Regions from separate parts of the Homo sapiens genome. Here region 2 is linked to region 1. Evidence: chromatin loops called from intact Hi-C (ENCODE). Cell type or tissue: dorsolateral prefrontal cortex. All regions are shown on one strand. Links, peaks and the distances in the headings refer to the core of each region. The heading gives the core; the rest is flanking DNA.

Region 1 (7,956 bases), core at 3,368-5,867:
TGGGCACAGTTGTGTGGTTTCTTCACTAATCAAGGGTCCCTTGCCAAGAACACAAGTGAGGCTTGCATTTATCCTGTGCTCAGCTAACCAAGTCATGCACCCCAGCCTGGGCCTTAGCCTGCTCCAAAGCAGCGCCATATGTGAACTTACACAGGAGCACCCTGGGCTAGTGGTGGCCCTGCAGAGAGGCCTGACACCTGAGCAGCAGAAGCTACCACCAGACCAGAGGGGACCATCAACCTGGCTAGACAGGGCAGAGAAGCAGTGGGCCACTGAGGCAAACAGCCTCACTTTCACCTGCTAATGGCTCCTTCCAACTGCGAGAGTTGCTTGACCCATGTGTGGGGACAGCCATCAGCAGTGACAGGGTGGGGTGAATGTTCCAGCCACTCCACTCTGCAGTCAGGACAACTTCAGGACATGTTCTGCACTGGCTCCTGGCATCCCCCGCAGGATGGCTCCAGCCGCCTGTGTCCTGACCTTCTTGGTCATGCCTGTAGTTCCGCCTCCTGTTGTTCGAGGCCATCCTGACTAACACGGTGAAACCCCGTCTCTACTGAAAATACAAAAAATTAGCCGGGCATGGTGGTGCATGCCTGTAGTCCCAGCTACTGGGGAGGCTGAGGCAGGAGAATCACTTGAACCCGGGAGGCAGAGGTTGCAGTGGGCTGAGATCAGGCCACTGCATTCCAGCCTGGGCAACAGAGCGAGACCCCGTCTCAAAAAAAGAACACTGAGTACACCGTAAGGGATGGCGAGGATGTGGCACAGGGGGACTCCTTCATCCGCTCTGGAAAATGTGGCAGTTTCTCCTCTGATGCAACATGTGCTTAACATGTGACACAGCAGTCCCACTTTTAGGTATTTAAAGGAATGAAAACTTATGTCCACACAAAAAATCACACAGATGTTTATAGTGATTTTATTGATAAAGTGTCCAACTGGAAACTGCAAGTATTCTTTCTGGGGACACAGATACATTGTGGTGCCTCCACCCTGTGAATCCTGCTCAGCAATCCGAGGGATGAGCGGTTGATTCAGGCAACACCGCGGATGGATCTCAGGGCATCGTGCTGAAGTCCCACATTCTAGCAAGGTGCTGCTTCCTGCAGATGGGCAAACACTGGTCCTTGGCAGGTAGGGGGAAACACATCTTGCCTTTTTTTGGAGACAGGGTGTCCCACTGTCACCCAGGCTGGAGTGCAGGGGTGTGATAGTGGCTCACTGCAGCCTCAACCTCCTGGGCTCAAGCAATCCTCCTGCCTCCTCCTGAGTAGCTGGAACTGTCTTCCTCTCTTGAAGTAGGAAGCACAGGTATACACACAGTACACAAACAGTATGTCTGTGGTGGTAGAATTTCACGAGGGTATTGGAAAAACGTCTGATGAGGCTCCTTGGAGGAGCAATAATTGTGCATTATTAGAGGAGCAATAATGCACAAAGGCTGAGCCGCACCCTGCCAAAGGAGAAAGGCAGACAGACTCCCTGCTGGGAGAGCCCACTCCCCAGACGTTCTGGTTGAGGCTGAACTACGGGGTGGAGAGCAGATCAGGGGCGCCAGGGGCTGGAGATCTGGGGAGGCAGAGACTGCAGCGTCAGCATGAAGGGATTTTGATGGGGGCTGGAGCACTCCATGTCCTGATGGTGCTTATTTACAACCATCTGTCATCTCAGAACTGCACACACGGTAAAATTTCACTATAAATAGCTTACACCTCAAAAACCTAACCAAACCCTTTTTATTTTTTTTAATTTCTTTTTTTTCGGGGCGGGGGGTGGGGGAATGGAATCTCTCATTATCGCCCAGACCGGAGTGCAGTGGTGCGATCTCTACTCACTGCAACCTCTGCTTCCCGGATTCAAGTGATCCTCCTGCCTCAGCCTCCCACGTAGCTGGGATAACAGGCACCCCCCATCACCACCACCACCACACCCAGCTATTTATCTTTTTGAGACAACGTCTCATTTTGTCGCGCAGGCTGGAGTGCAGTGGCACAATCTCGGCTGACTGCAACCTCTGCCTCTCAGGTTTAAGCAATTCTCCCACCTCAGTCTCCCGAGTAGCTGGGATTACAGGCGTGCACCACCACACTCGGCTAATTTTTGTATTTTTTGGTAGAGACAGAGCTTCACCATGTTGGCCAGGCTGGTCTTAAACTCCTGACCTCAAGTGATCCCCCTGCCTCGGCCTCCCAAAATGCTGGGATTACAGGGGTGAGGCACTGCTCCAGCCCAAATGCTTTTTAAAAGGAAGGAAAAAGAAGGACAGCTCAACCCTTTCTCACTAAAGGGCAAAGGACTGCTAGCTGGGCATGTAAAAGTGTGCATTTTCCTGAAGTGTGTTCTCTGGAATCCTCTTCCCCAGAGATGTTGAAACGGAGGTGCTTTGTTTAGTGCAGTGGCGGCAGATGACAGCCACAGGACAGCTGCTCTGGGGGCCTTGGAAACTACAAATGCTCAAACCCCCTCCCCAGGCCACATCTCAGCGTGCGGGAACTGGGGTGTGCATCTCTCCCAACAGCTTCCTGGTGACGCCAAGCTTCACACCCACCCAATCCATGGGAGCAAACCGACTGGACTGCATGGCAGACGGTGGCCCACTGGCCATTGCCTCTTTGCTTTGCTCAGGAACTGGGTGGAATGTGCCCGGGGAAGGTAGCCCCAGAACTGCAGGGGAGCCACGACAGACTCAAGCCTCACGGAAACCCCTTTCCCTGGGCCAGAGTTGGTTCCTGGGTGGCGTGGGGCTGGCTCTGGCCAGTGAGGAGTCAGCCCCTGCTGAGGTTTCTGGGAATTATGTGTCTCCCAGGAGGAGAGGAAGACAGCTGAGGACACAGCATCTCACTAGCCCCTCCTCACCCACCAGGTGCCAGGCCAGGTGTCACCTGAGCCAAGCAGCACACGACCGCCCCTGCCCACTTCCACCTCAGCCCTGACCCTCCCTGCACCTGGGAGTCCACCGCCTCCTGATGTGTCTGTGATCGGGGCAGCCCCAAGAGCACGTATCCCGGGACATGATGTGTTGTGGTCTGTGTGGGGTCAGAGCCGTCAGTGTTCACTGCCGCGTGCCCAGTGCTTAGCACTGTTTGCCGCATGGGAGATGCAGGTCACAACCCGGTAGCGCCTAGTGGCCCGGGGGACACCTGGCTTGTCTGGGCCTGTTGGCTGACAGGTAGGAGGGACTGCCATCCATTGTTGGGGCAAAGGATGCTGCTCAACCTCCCACAACGCATGGAGCGGCCCGGCGCACGACTCACCCGGCCCCAAACACCAACTGTGCCGAGGTGATGCCCTGCCCTGAGGCGAGCGTACAAGGCTTGAGCGTCGAGAACACTGCAAGGGTCTCAGCCAGTGAGGGGCTGCCTGGGCCCCGCCGCAGGCCTGACTCCTAGAGCCAAGCCGTTTTCTCCCTTCAGGCAGTGGGTAGGGCTCTCACATGACGACCCTGGGTTTGCAGCTCGGCTGTGCACACAGGTGGACCCTCCGTGCTTTGTCAGTTCCTACTGCTTGGCCCTGGGGCCGGAAGCTGCTTCTCAGGCCTCACTCTGAGAAGCATCTTCACAACCTGGGTAGGTCCATTGCCTCTTTCCACCGACTCTGCTCCTTGACAAGGGCATGTTCATCAGCAGAGCCAGGCAGGGAGAGCTCAGGACAGCCAGACCTGGGGCCAGTGGCATAGGTACGTGTGGGAAGGGGCACCAGGTGCCTGTCCTCCCTGCGGGCAGAGCCGTCTGTCCTCTGCAGACCTGCAGTTTCTGTAAACATCCTGTAAGGAGCCAGGAAGCAGCAACTCCAGATGCCCAGAGGAGCCCCAGCCAAGGCAGATGCAGCCAGGGCATCAGGCCGTGGGGCTGGGCAAGGTGAGCCACAGGCTGGAAAGGCAGGGGCGCACGGCAGATGGGGATGCGGAAGCCAGATGCTGACCCAGCTCTACCCACATTTGTGAGGGGCATGGGGGCTGCGCCGTCAGAGGCCTTAGCTGGCTCCGGGCTTGAAATGTGAGTCCCAAGAGCCCAAGTTTTATTCCCACGTGGCCGCAGCATGCCAGGCTTAGCCTCCCTGTGTTTCTGTAAAACAGCACCCTCGTGTTTTTATATGAGAACCGAATTCAAGGTACTAGAAGTCCTCATATGGGAAGGGAAAAGTCGTGGTTTTATAAGCAATACACTCTGGCTGAGCCCAAGTTAAGATTTCCAGTCCAAGTTCATCAGCGCCTAGCTTCAGCCGGGACTGCTCTGGCCCCACTGCTGTGTGAGCTGGCGCTTCTGATTCCACCCCACACTCGGTGAAAGGGTCCCAGAGCAACTGACACTGAGCGTCACCGGCGGCGGCTCTTCCTAGAGGAGCATGTTCAGGAGAGGTGAGGCTGCGGGGCTGGGGCCCTGGGCTAATACTCCCTGGCTGTGTGACCCTGGGCAAATTACTCAGCCTCTCTGAGCTGCTGCTTCCTCTCCTGTGGAGTGGGCTGATCCCAGCCACACCAGCACTCCTGGTTGTTCCGTGGTTAATGTCTGCCAAACACGGTGCCATGGAGAACACCCAGCAGAGCCCAGCTGCTTGTTTGCTGGGGAGGGACAGCGCTGCAGGGGCGCCTCCCCCTGGCCCTCCAGCACCTTTCCACCTTGCTTCCAGGACCTCCGCGGCTCAGAGGCAGTGCAGGTGGGCTTCAGGGACGGCAGGGAGGGCCCACGCCGGCACACAAGGAAGAAGGGAAGGCGCCAGGGATCGCACCCCTCAGGAAGAAGAGGGACGGAGGCAAAGATAGGAAGGACACGCATTGTGCCTTCTGTCACTTGGGGATTTTCAAGTCAAAATGGGGAGGGGGCCGGGGTAGGTTTGGAAACTATCCAAATGGCATTTTGTTTCACATTGCTGGCTGGGGGCAAGCCCTCTGCAGTGACCCTACATGCCCACTAGAGGTCACACCACAAAAGGGGACCTCCCCTAAGGAGGGGGGACAAACGGAGGACCCTGGGCACCGTGCCTCCTGCAAGGGGAGGAAGGATGAAGCCCCGCCATCCATCGGGTGGGGAAAGCGCCATGCCTCCGGCAGCACAGCCAAGCGGCCCCCACAGGGAGGAGTGAGCTCCATATGGGCCCAGGTGACCCGGCCACAACACCCTCTCGGCCTCCGCCTCACCTGCTGGTGTTGGGCATGGCCAGCCTGGGCAGCCACCAGCCCTCGCTGCCCATCTGCTGTCCCCTCAACCCCAGCAGCAGACAGAAAAGTGCAGGGTCTGAGCCCCCGGGGGGATGCTGGTGTCGGACAGATCCCTGGAGAACAAAGCCTGTGCCCTTGTGTCTAGGTGAGGCTGCGGCACCCAGGCCCGGAGCAGGTCCCCCCAGCTGGGCCATCCCCACTCTTGGAGCAAGAGGGGAACTGCAGCAGGAAGCAGCCTTCTACTCGTTCCCCATGACCTTATTTTTTTTTTCATTTTAAAATAAAATATGTAAGAGAAACATATGAAAGACGCCACATTTAGTCCCTTATCAGATCCACACTTCCCCCTGTGACCTGGGAAATCGGGGTGCGTCTCCAGTCTGTGGGGGGCAGGGTCTCGTCCAGACAGGAGGCTGCATGGTGCTGCTTGTAGCAAGTGACTCGTTTGTGGTTGGCACGCCCAGTGCAGCTGAGGATGACCCCGTGGCTTGGCCCCAGGACAGGACCCAGGCCCCACAGAAAGGCCTGGAAACAGCAGCAAACCTTAGAGAAGGAAACACCCACCACCGGGGACCCACGATCCCCTGCTCTCCCCGGAGAAGGAAACACCCACCGCCGGGGACCCACGATCCCCTGCTCTCCCTGGAGGGCACCCAGGAAGCAGCCGCAGCTGGCAGGCTATGTGGCAACCCCGAGACCAGCGGAGATGGCAGTGGGTGGGCCTGCAGGTCACTGCCCCTGGGCACTGTGTCCTGTCTGAGGGGCTTGTTTCTGAACCACACAGAAAAGAGGGGGGGTCTCGTAATCCACGGTATCAGGATCAACAGGTGAACAGATGCTAGTTCTGCCATGCGATCCTTACTTTTTAAAGCAAAACAGTTGAAGTTCTACCCTCCGACACCCCTAGAAGTGACCACACCATTCCCACGCGTATCTTCAGCTTTTCCCCACACATGAATTGATAAAAATTAAGTATTTGCATTTTTACATGTTACACCAATACCATCTCTCACTTGTTTTGCAACGGAACAAGGCTGTGTGCCCGTCTGCCAGGTGACAGCATGGGTGGCTCCACCGTAGTCCACCTGCCTCCTTCCGGCCTGTGACAGTTGTCACAGTGTAGCAATGAACATCCCTGCGTGGCCCATGCCTGGGCTCTCGCGTTGCCCGAGGGTGGACACCTCAGGATGCAGATGCCAGTCCCTGGGCCCGTGTCCTTAGTGCCATGAGCTAGTACCAGCTGTCCCCAAAACAGCTGCCCCACCTGCGTTCCTGTTCCCCTGCATCACTGCCAACACTTGGAAAATCACACTTGCCAATTTCTGCCAATCGAGGGTGTACTTTGAGTGCATTACCATGGAAAACATCCTGTTTCTACAATTCCAAGCTAACAGCATTAATTAGCAGCAGTGACTCACGGGGAGGCTGGGATGAGAACAGGGGGTACTTTCACTGTCTATGCTAAAGAACTGTTTACAAGAACATATGAGTTTAGTAAACACAAAAGAAAGATCAATGAGATCCTCAGTTCATCTGCCTGGCTCTCAGCACATTCCCTCCCATATCTGTCCTCGTTGCAGATAATGCAACTCACTTTGGCTTAAATCTAAGAAAATCTACTGGGGCCCGAACTCCTCTGGGTCCCTGGGTAGGGACTCGAGACACCTCTGATGCCAGGTCAAAGGGAAGGACACAGGGACAACCACTGTCTGGGCTCCAAGGCATCCCTTCAATGCTCCCTTCTGTCAACGCGGGAAATCTGACACTTCCTCAAGAAGCTGGGAAGTCTGGGTTCCCAGGCCGACAGCTCGCATGGCTTAAGGCTCTCGCCTCCGTCCAACTCATATTCCCAAAGAAATCACAAAACACACAACAAGCCTTCAAAAACGGATTTACTTGAAACTGTGAGGAGAAACAAGTGCACGGGTGCAGGTGGCGGCTGCCAGGATTGCTCCGGTCCTACCTAGTGGGTGCCTACCCAGGCAGGGCACAGCTCCTGCTGCAAGGTCACCTTACCAGGGGGTGCAGAGGTGCTCATGATCAGATGGCACAGCGCTTTCCTAATGCAGGCAGGCTACATGGCCCCCAGAAACAACCAAATGCAGAATCAGGCCAAAACCCACACAGCCCTGACCCCCTCGTGCTCTGGCTGGTCTCCCGGTCAGCAGCCCCTGAGGGCCGGCAGGCAGGCCACTGAGCTGTGGGTGACACAGGGTAGTCCACGGTTTGCACAGTCTCATTCCCATTCAAAGACAGGCCCCAAGGCTGGGGCGCAGGGGCTCACGCCTGTAATCCCAGCACTTTGGGAGGCCGAGGCGGGTGGATCACCTGAGATCGGGAGTTCGAGACCAACCTGAGCAACATGGCAAAACTCCATCTCTACAAAAACAAGTTAGCCAAGCATGGTGGTGGTGGGTGCCTGTGGTCCCAGCTACTTGGGAGGCTAAGGCGGGCAGACAGCTTGAGCCTAGTAGGTTGAGGCCTCAGGGAGCCATGATCGCCGCTCTGCACTCCAGCCCAGGTGACAGAGCAAGACCCTGTCTCAAAAAACAACAAAAAAAGTACCAGCCGCATGGAGACTATCTGCTGCTTGCATCTTCTCTAAATAATTACGGGGATGAGGAGTCCAGTGATGTTCCTGGTCTCTCCCCAGAAGTACAGACAGGTTGGGCCACGTTAACACTGGACTTGATCATGATTCCAGGAGTTTTATTCTCAGGACAGGTGATGGTTCTATGAGCACATTCCCGTAAGTGTTCTTAAAAGTTACACCACGAAGGCAGCAACCAGAATAG
Region 2 (6,220 bases), core at 3,398-5,897, 150 kb after region 1:
GTAAGAAAAAATTTAAATGATGTGACACTCGTAATGTTAGAAACAGTGAGCTGCAACAGCTTCAGGGGCAGAGGCTGCAGCCAGCACCCTCTCCATTGCAGGCATAGATGCAATCTAACTCCACTGATGCCACATCCAAGAGGATGGCAGATGAGACATTCCCTGAGGTTATCTTTATCTACAGGACTTTTTTTTTTTTTTGGAGATGGAGTTTCGCTCTTTTTCCCCAGGCTGGAGTGCAACGGTACGATCTCAGCTCACTGCAACCTCCGCCTCCTGGGTTCAAGCGATTCTCCTGTCTCAGCCTCCTGAGTAGCTGGGATAACAGGCAGGCGCCACCACACCCAGCTAATTTTTGTATTATTACCAGAGACAGGGTTCCACCATGTTGGCCAGGCTGGTCTCAAACTCCTGACCTTAGGTGATCCACCTGCCTTGGCCTCCCAAAGTGCTGGGATTACAGGCGTGAGCCACCGTGCCCGGCCCATCTTCAGGACTTTTGACGTTAAGTACATAATACACACAATATTGTTATTGTGAATATTTGGCCAGGAATATGCTTAAATACTGGGGTTTTCTTAGAGAAGCTGGCTAAATGTCTAATCACAATAACTAAACTGCGTTATCATGACCATTTTGGTTCCCACTATAATATTCAGCTCCCTGAGATGGACCATTCAAAGCAGTGAGCACGTTCAAGTGGCTGCTTTACAGTGCTTTGGGGATACCAGCCACAGTATAGGTTCGGTTTCAGAACACTTAGGCATCTAGGATGGGAAAGAACAGGACTTGAAGAGGCCAGGAGCGAGAAACCCCTGGTTCAAAACAAGAGTGCATCCAAGGTCCAGAAAGTGTCAGTAAAATCGGCTAGCAGGCTTTGTTTCTGCAGGCACCACAAACTCTATTCCAGGAGTCTTCTTGGGACACCCTATTATGAACAAGGCATCGCTGCTTCAGAGCCAGGGTCCCCATCTCTTACTGTCAGCCATGCAACAAAAGATCAGACCAGAAAGGGCTCACCTGGATTGATCACAGAAGACATTTAGGCCAAAAAGTTTCAGATTTACCTCCCACTGCAGCTATGACCAGACCCTCATCCCCTAGGCACCTGGTATCTGCCCAACTGAACTTCACACCTACAGGTGAAGCCTAGCCCAGGCCTGCTTCTCTGGCAAGTTCACCACACGCCTGACTCTCCTTCCCGTGGCTGACCGCCACCAGGGGCTAGAGCATGTAGACAACCATTCCACTGACATCCTCCAAATGGACCCATGAACTTCAAGGCACTGGGCCATGCTAGCCTTCTCTCCGCACAGCACCTCATCCTTTTAACAGCACATGTTCCAGTTAGTATAAAACCCCCCTTCACAGCCTCCCTTCCTCAGGGAGAGTGAATTCTTCCTAGAACACATGGTTCGTATTTATTTCTGCAACCCCTGGAGTATATAAAACAGGTGGTTCTACCTTCAGTAATGGCTGAGACGTTGGACCAATCCTCTTGCAGATAACTATAAACTCTGGACAAAGCATAAAAAAACAAACTGAACAGGACCAAGACAAGCAGAAACTGGAGGGAGCCTGTGCCCAGAGCGAGCTGAGCACTGCACGGGTTTCTTGTCCTGGGGCAGAACCTGGTCCTCCTCAGAGAAGGGGGGCAGCTAAAGCTCACAGAGAGCCCCACAGTCTCACCTGAAAAACCAGAGAGGGGAATTCTGGTAGATGATCGCAGCTGGAAAGCGACAGGAGAAACCCTGGAAGGGAGAGCACCCTGGGAGGGGACAGCACGCTCTGCACATCAACTCTGTGTGAGCCCTGCAACAGGCAGGCACGGGGCAGGTCCAGGACAGCAAGGTCACACTACAGCAACTGAGCAGAGATATTAGCTGCTGATAACACAGGAAGAGTATCTGGAGTTTGAGTCCAGCCAAACTGACTGCCTGCTAAAACAAAGCATCATCAATCTTCAGGAGGATAGAACGAAGTCCAGAGTTTCTACAACAGATCACTCACAAAATCCAAGAAGCAATCCACAATTACTAGACATGGAAAGAAACAAAAATATAACCTGTACAAAGAGGAAAGAGTTAGCTCTGGAGACCAGGCACAGGACACACCCATGCTGCCAGCACAGGCAGGACTCAGTAGCCCTTACAACGGGGCTCAGGAACAGAAAGGCAAAGGGACTTAGGCTGGACAAGCCAAACGGGTCTCAAGAGAGAAAGAGAACATTTCTTAAAAAATGGAAATTCCAGGGCCAGGTGCAGTGGCTCACGCCTGTAATCTCAGCACTTAGGGAGGCCAAGGCAGGCGGATCACCTGAGGTCAGAAGTTCGAGACTAGCCTGGCCAACATGGCAAAACCCTGTCTCTACAAAAAAATAAAAAAATTACCTGAGTGTGGTGGTGGGCGCCTGTAATCCCAGCTACTTGGGAGGTTGAAACAGGAGAATCGCTTGAACCCAGGAGTCGGAGGTTGCAGTGAGCCGAGAGTGTGCCACTGTACTCCAGCCTGGGTGGCAGAGCAAGACTCTGTCTTAAAAAAAAAAAAAAAAAAAAAAAGGAAATTCCAGAACTAAAAAATGCTATTTCTAAACGAAGAAAAATCCTGTGGACGAGCTTTAACAGCAGACTGGAGGTAACAGAAGACTCAGTGAATCTGAAGATGGATCAATAAAAAGTATCCAACCCAAAGAACAGAGAGAGAAAAAGATCTGAAAGGAAAACAATCAAACAAAGCTTCAGGGACAATATCACACAGTTTAACATACCTAGAGCTGGAGTCCCATAAGGAGAGAGAGATTGAGGCAGAAAAACATTTTGGAGAAATTATGGCTGAAAATTTCCCACAGCTGGCAGAAGGCATAAATTTACAGATCTAGTAAGTTCAGGACACCAAATAAGATAAATTCAATAAACACTTGGACACATCACAGTCAGGCTGCTCAAATACCAAAGACAGTCCATCTTAAAGCCAGCTGGAGAAAAACAACTTGTGAGCACAGGGGAGCAGCCAACAGCAGAGCCCTGGAGGAGAGACAGGGTCTCGACTTCTCTCAAAGTCCCAGTAGAAGAAAGCTGCCAACAAAGGACCTCACGTCCAGTGCAAACATACTTCAATAGCACGGGTGAAAGCAAAACATGTTCTGATAAAAGAAAACTAAGAGCCTTTCTTGCCAGCACACCTACACTCCCGAAAATACTAAAGTGAGTTTGCCAGACTGAAAGGATATGGTAACAAACTGGATCGGTAAGGAATGAAAAGCACCAAAATGGTAAATAGACCTGGTTCCACTTAGGGGTTGGGGGAAAAAAGGTAAATATGTGAGTATATATAAAAGACAATATTTTCCTCGTAATTTTTTTAAAGGTACATTCATACTGAAGCAAACAACAATACTATATATGTTGTGATGTCTACAGCACAGATGTAACATGTACACTTGCCACAGCAAGGACCGGGAAGGCACCTGGTTGCAAGACAGTGACCAGCTTCTTACACTGCACAAGGCGGGGTACGGTATTAACTCCAAGCAGACTGTGTAAAGTTCAGTATCTACAGTGTCATCTCTAGACCAGCCACTAAAATCATGCAACAAAGGAAGCCAACAGATAAAATGGAATTCCATGAATCTGCTTAAATGAAGTTTTAGAAATGGCAAAACTAATCAATGGTGGAAAAGAAACAGAACAGAGGGAGAAAGAGTTTTTAAGGCCTGGGGGTGGGGGGTGGGAGAAGGTGGAAAATGGCGGGAGGGAATTCTCTGGGCTGACGGTCATACCGCACAAACCCGCATCAAGGCTTACTGCTTCTGTCAAAACTGAAGTGGTGGCCGGGCGCGGTGGCTCGTGCCTGTAATCCCAGCACTTTGGAAGGCTGAGGAGGGCAGATCACAAGGTAAGGAGTTTGAGACCAGCCTGACCAACATGGTGAAACCTTGTCTCTAATAAAAATACAAAAATTAGCCGGGCATGGTGGTGCGTGCCTGTAATCCCAGCTACTCAGGAGGCTGAGGCGGGAGAATTGCTTGAACCCAGGAGGCAGAGGTTGCAGTGAGCCAAGATCGCTACATTGTACTCTAGCCTGACAGAGAGAGACTCAGTCTCAAAAAAAAAAAAAAAAAAAAACAAAACAAAACCAAAAAAAAATTGAAGTGGTGAAAACACCAGATGACACACTTAAAATATGTGCATTTCACTAAATGTAGGTTTTACCTTTAAATGAAAAGAAAAAAAGGAACCCCAACAAAATATCAGACTGCGGTACTGAGGACTATCAGTTACACACTCTGTGCTGAATGAATAAAAACGAGCCGCTGGGGCGAAGGCAGGGAGAGGAGCTTTGTCACCAAGACCATGGATCCCGCCCAGGGCCGGCCGCGCACATGGGGCAGCCCCGGGCATCAGCAGAGCTGGCAGAAGCCGGGGATGAGGTCACACTCCCTACTTCTACCAGCCGCAGAGTCTGGGGCTCTCTCCCTCATCTCATTTCATATTCCTCAGGTTCTTCCTCTCACTTTAAATGATGAAGTCAACACACAAACAATTTTAACTTCACATAATAAAAATAGCCACTCACTAATGTCGTCTTTGTCAAATTATTTATACTTAACCCCTCTGTGTCTGTTTTCTTATTGCTAAAATGGGGACAAAAATAGAACTTGACTCATGGAGCTGTTATGAGGATTAAATGAAATACATGCGACACCCTCAGAGCAGCCTCCTGCACCTGGGGAACACCGCCACGCCCCCACCGCATCCCCCTGAGCCTGCTGCCCCTCACCGCACACACCTGGGGAACACTCACACGCCTCCACGCATCGCTCCCGAGTCTGCTGCCCCTCACCGCACACACCTGGGGAACACCGACACGCCCCCACCGCATCCCCCTGAACCTGCTGCCCCTCACCGCACACACCTGGGGAACACACACGCCTCCACACATCGCTCCCGAGTCCGCTGCCCATCATTGCATGCACCTAGAACCACTGATACGCCCCCACGCATCGCTCCTCCCTGTAGCCTGCTGCTCCTCACCTCATATCTTTATTAGCAATTGTAAAAGGAAAAATAACATTGATAAATTAACTTCCTCAATACACTATTAATGGTATGCTGGTTTAAAAGCCTTCCACCTATTTAAAAAACAACCCACACATATAAGTGCTTTGAGAAATGACACACTGCACGACGTGTGGCACAATGCAGTGTCGAAAGTTCAGAATCTACAGTGTCATCCCTAGACCAGCCACTAAAATCACGCAACGAAGGAAGCCAACAGATAATAAGCCAGCAAGAATTCCATGATTCTGCTTAAATGAAGTTTTAGAATAGGCGAAACTGATCAGTGGTGGAAAACAATAGAAAAAAGGCCTGGGAGTCGGGGTGCAGAGAAGGTTGGAACCGACTGGAAAATGGCCTGAGTTCTCACGTATGAAAGATACTCTACCAGGAACCTGGAGTCAGGAGAATCTCCCAGAGGTGGTGTGCAAGTTCTGTGAGTATCTATTTGTGTCCGGGTAGAGTTTACACACCACACAGTGCTTCCCACACAACCTCAATACTCTGTGCTTTCAAAGTATCTCATTAATTTTACTAATTTTTTTTTTTTTTGAGACGGAGTCTCACTGTTGCCCAGGCTGGAGTGCAGTGGCGCCATCTTGGCTCACTGCAACCTCTGCCTCCCAGGTTCAAACAATTCTCCTGCCTCAGCCTCCCGAGTAGCTGGGATAACAGGCGCCCGCCACCACGCCCGGCTAATTTTTGTATTTTTAGTAGAGATGGGGTTTTACCATATTGGTCAGGCTGGACTCAAATTCCTGACCTTGTGATCCGCCCGCCTCGGCCTCCCAAAGTGCTAGGATTACAGGCGTGAGCCACCGCACCCGGCCAATTTTACTAATTTTACTATAACTAGGTTGTTAGCATTATGCTCAAGCTTCTAAATTTTATTAAAATGCCCAAAACAGAGTAGGGGTGAGGGTTGTTCCTCTTCCCCATACACTAAATCTCTTCCTATTTCAAACAGTTTAATCTTTTTTCAAGTCTAGACTATAATCCTTCTAGCACTAGTTCCTATATATACATGTTTTAATTAGAGTCATTAAGAAACCTAAGGATAGGCTGGGCGTGGTGGCTCACACCTGGAATCCCAGCACCGTGGGAGGCTGAGGCGGGCAGATCACCTGAGGTCAGGAGTTCAAGACAACCTGACCAACATAGTG

The links. A loop is a pair of places that touch in the nucleus more often than their neighbours do. Peaks named below come from ENCODE experiments on the same cell type or tissue, not always from the same donor. Only the 100,000 strongest peaks of a DNase experiment are listed, where the experiment ranks them.
Region 2: a loop joins it to region 1, with 2.3 times the contacts of the local background. A loop is called at or near these places in 3 of 110 quality-filtered maps.

Annotation. Positions count from the first base shown.
Region 1 is chr16:87,319,951-87,327,906 of GRCh38, forward strand. It overlaps FBXO31 (F-box protein 31), which reads right to left. Exons shown (of 9, transcript NM_024735.5): 9 at 7,037-7,956. Among named protein-coding and RNA genes, the nearest start is that of C16orf95-DT, 6.4 kb to the left of the region's middle. In dorsolateral prefrontal cortex, for the core only: a CTCF peak has its summit at 4,910 (motif pointing right); a DNase peak (open chromatin) is centred at 4,958; H3K4me3 peaks cover 287 bases; H3K27ac peaks cover 2,198 bases.
Region 2 is chr16:87,473,018-87,479,237 of GRCh38, forward strand. All of the region lies in intron 1 of ZCCHC14 (zinc finger CCHC-type containing 14), which reads right to left. Among named protein-coding and RNA genes, the nearest start is that of ZCCHC14, 17 kb to the right of the region's middle. In dorsolateral prefrontal cortex, for the core only: no CTCF peak of the experiment used is centred there; a DNase peak (open chromatin) is centred at 4,384; H3K27ac peaks cover 987 bases.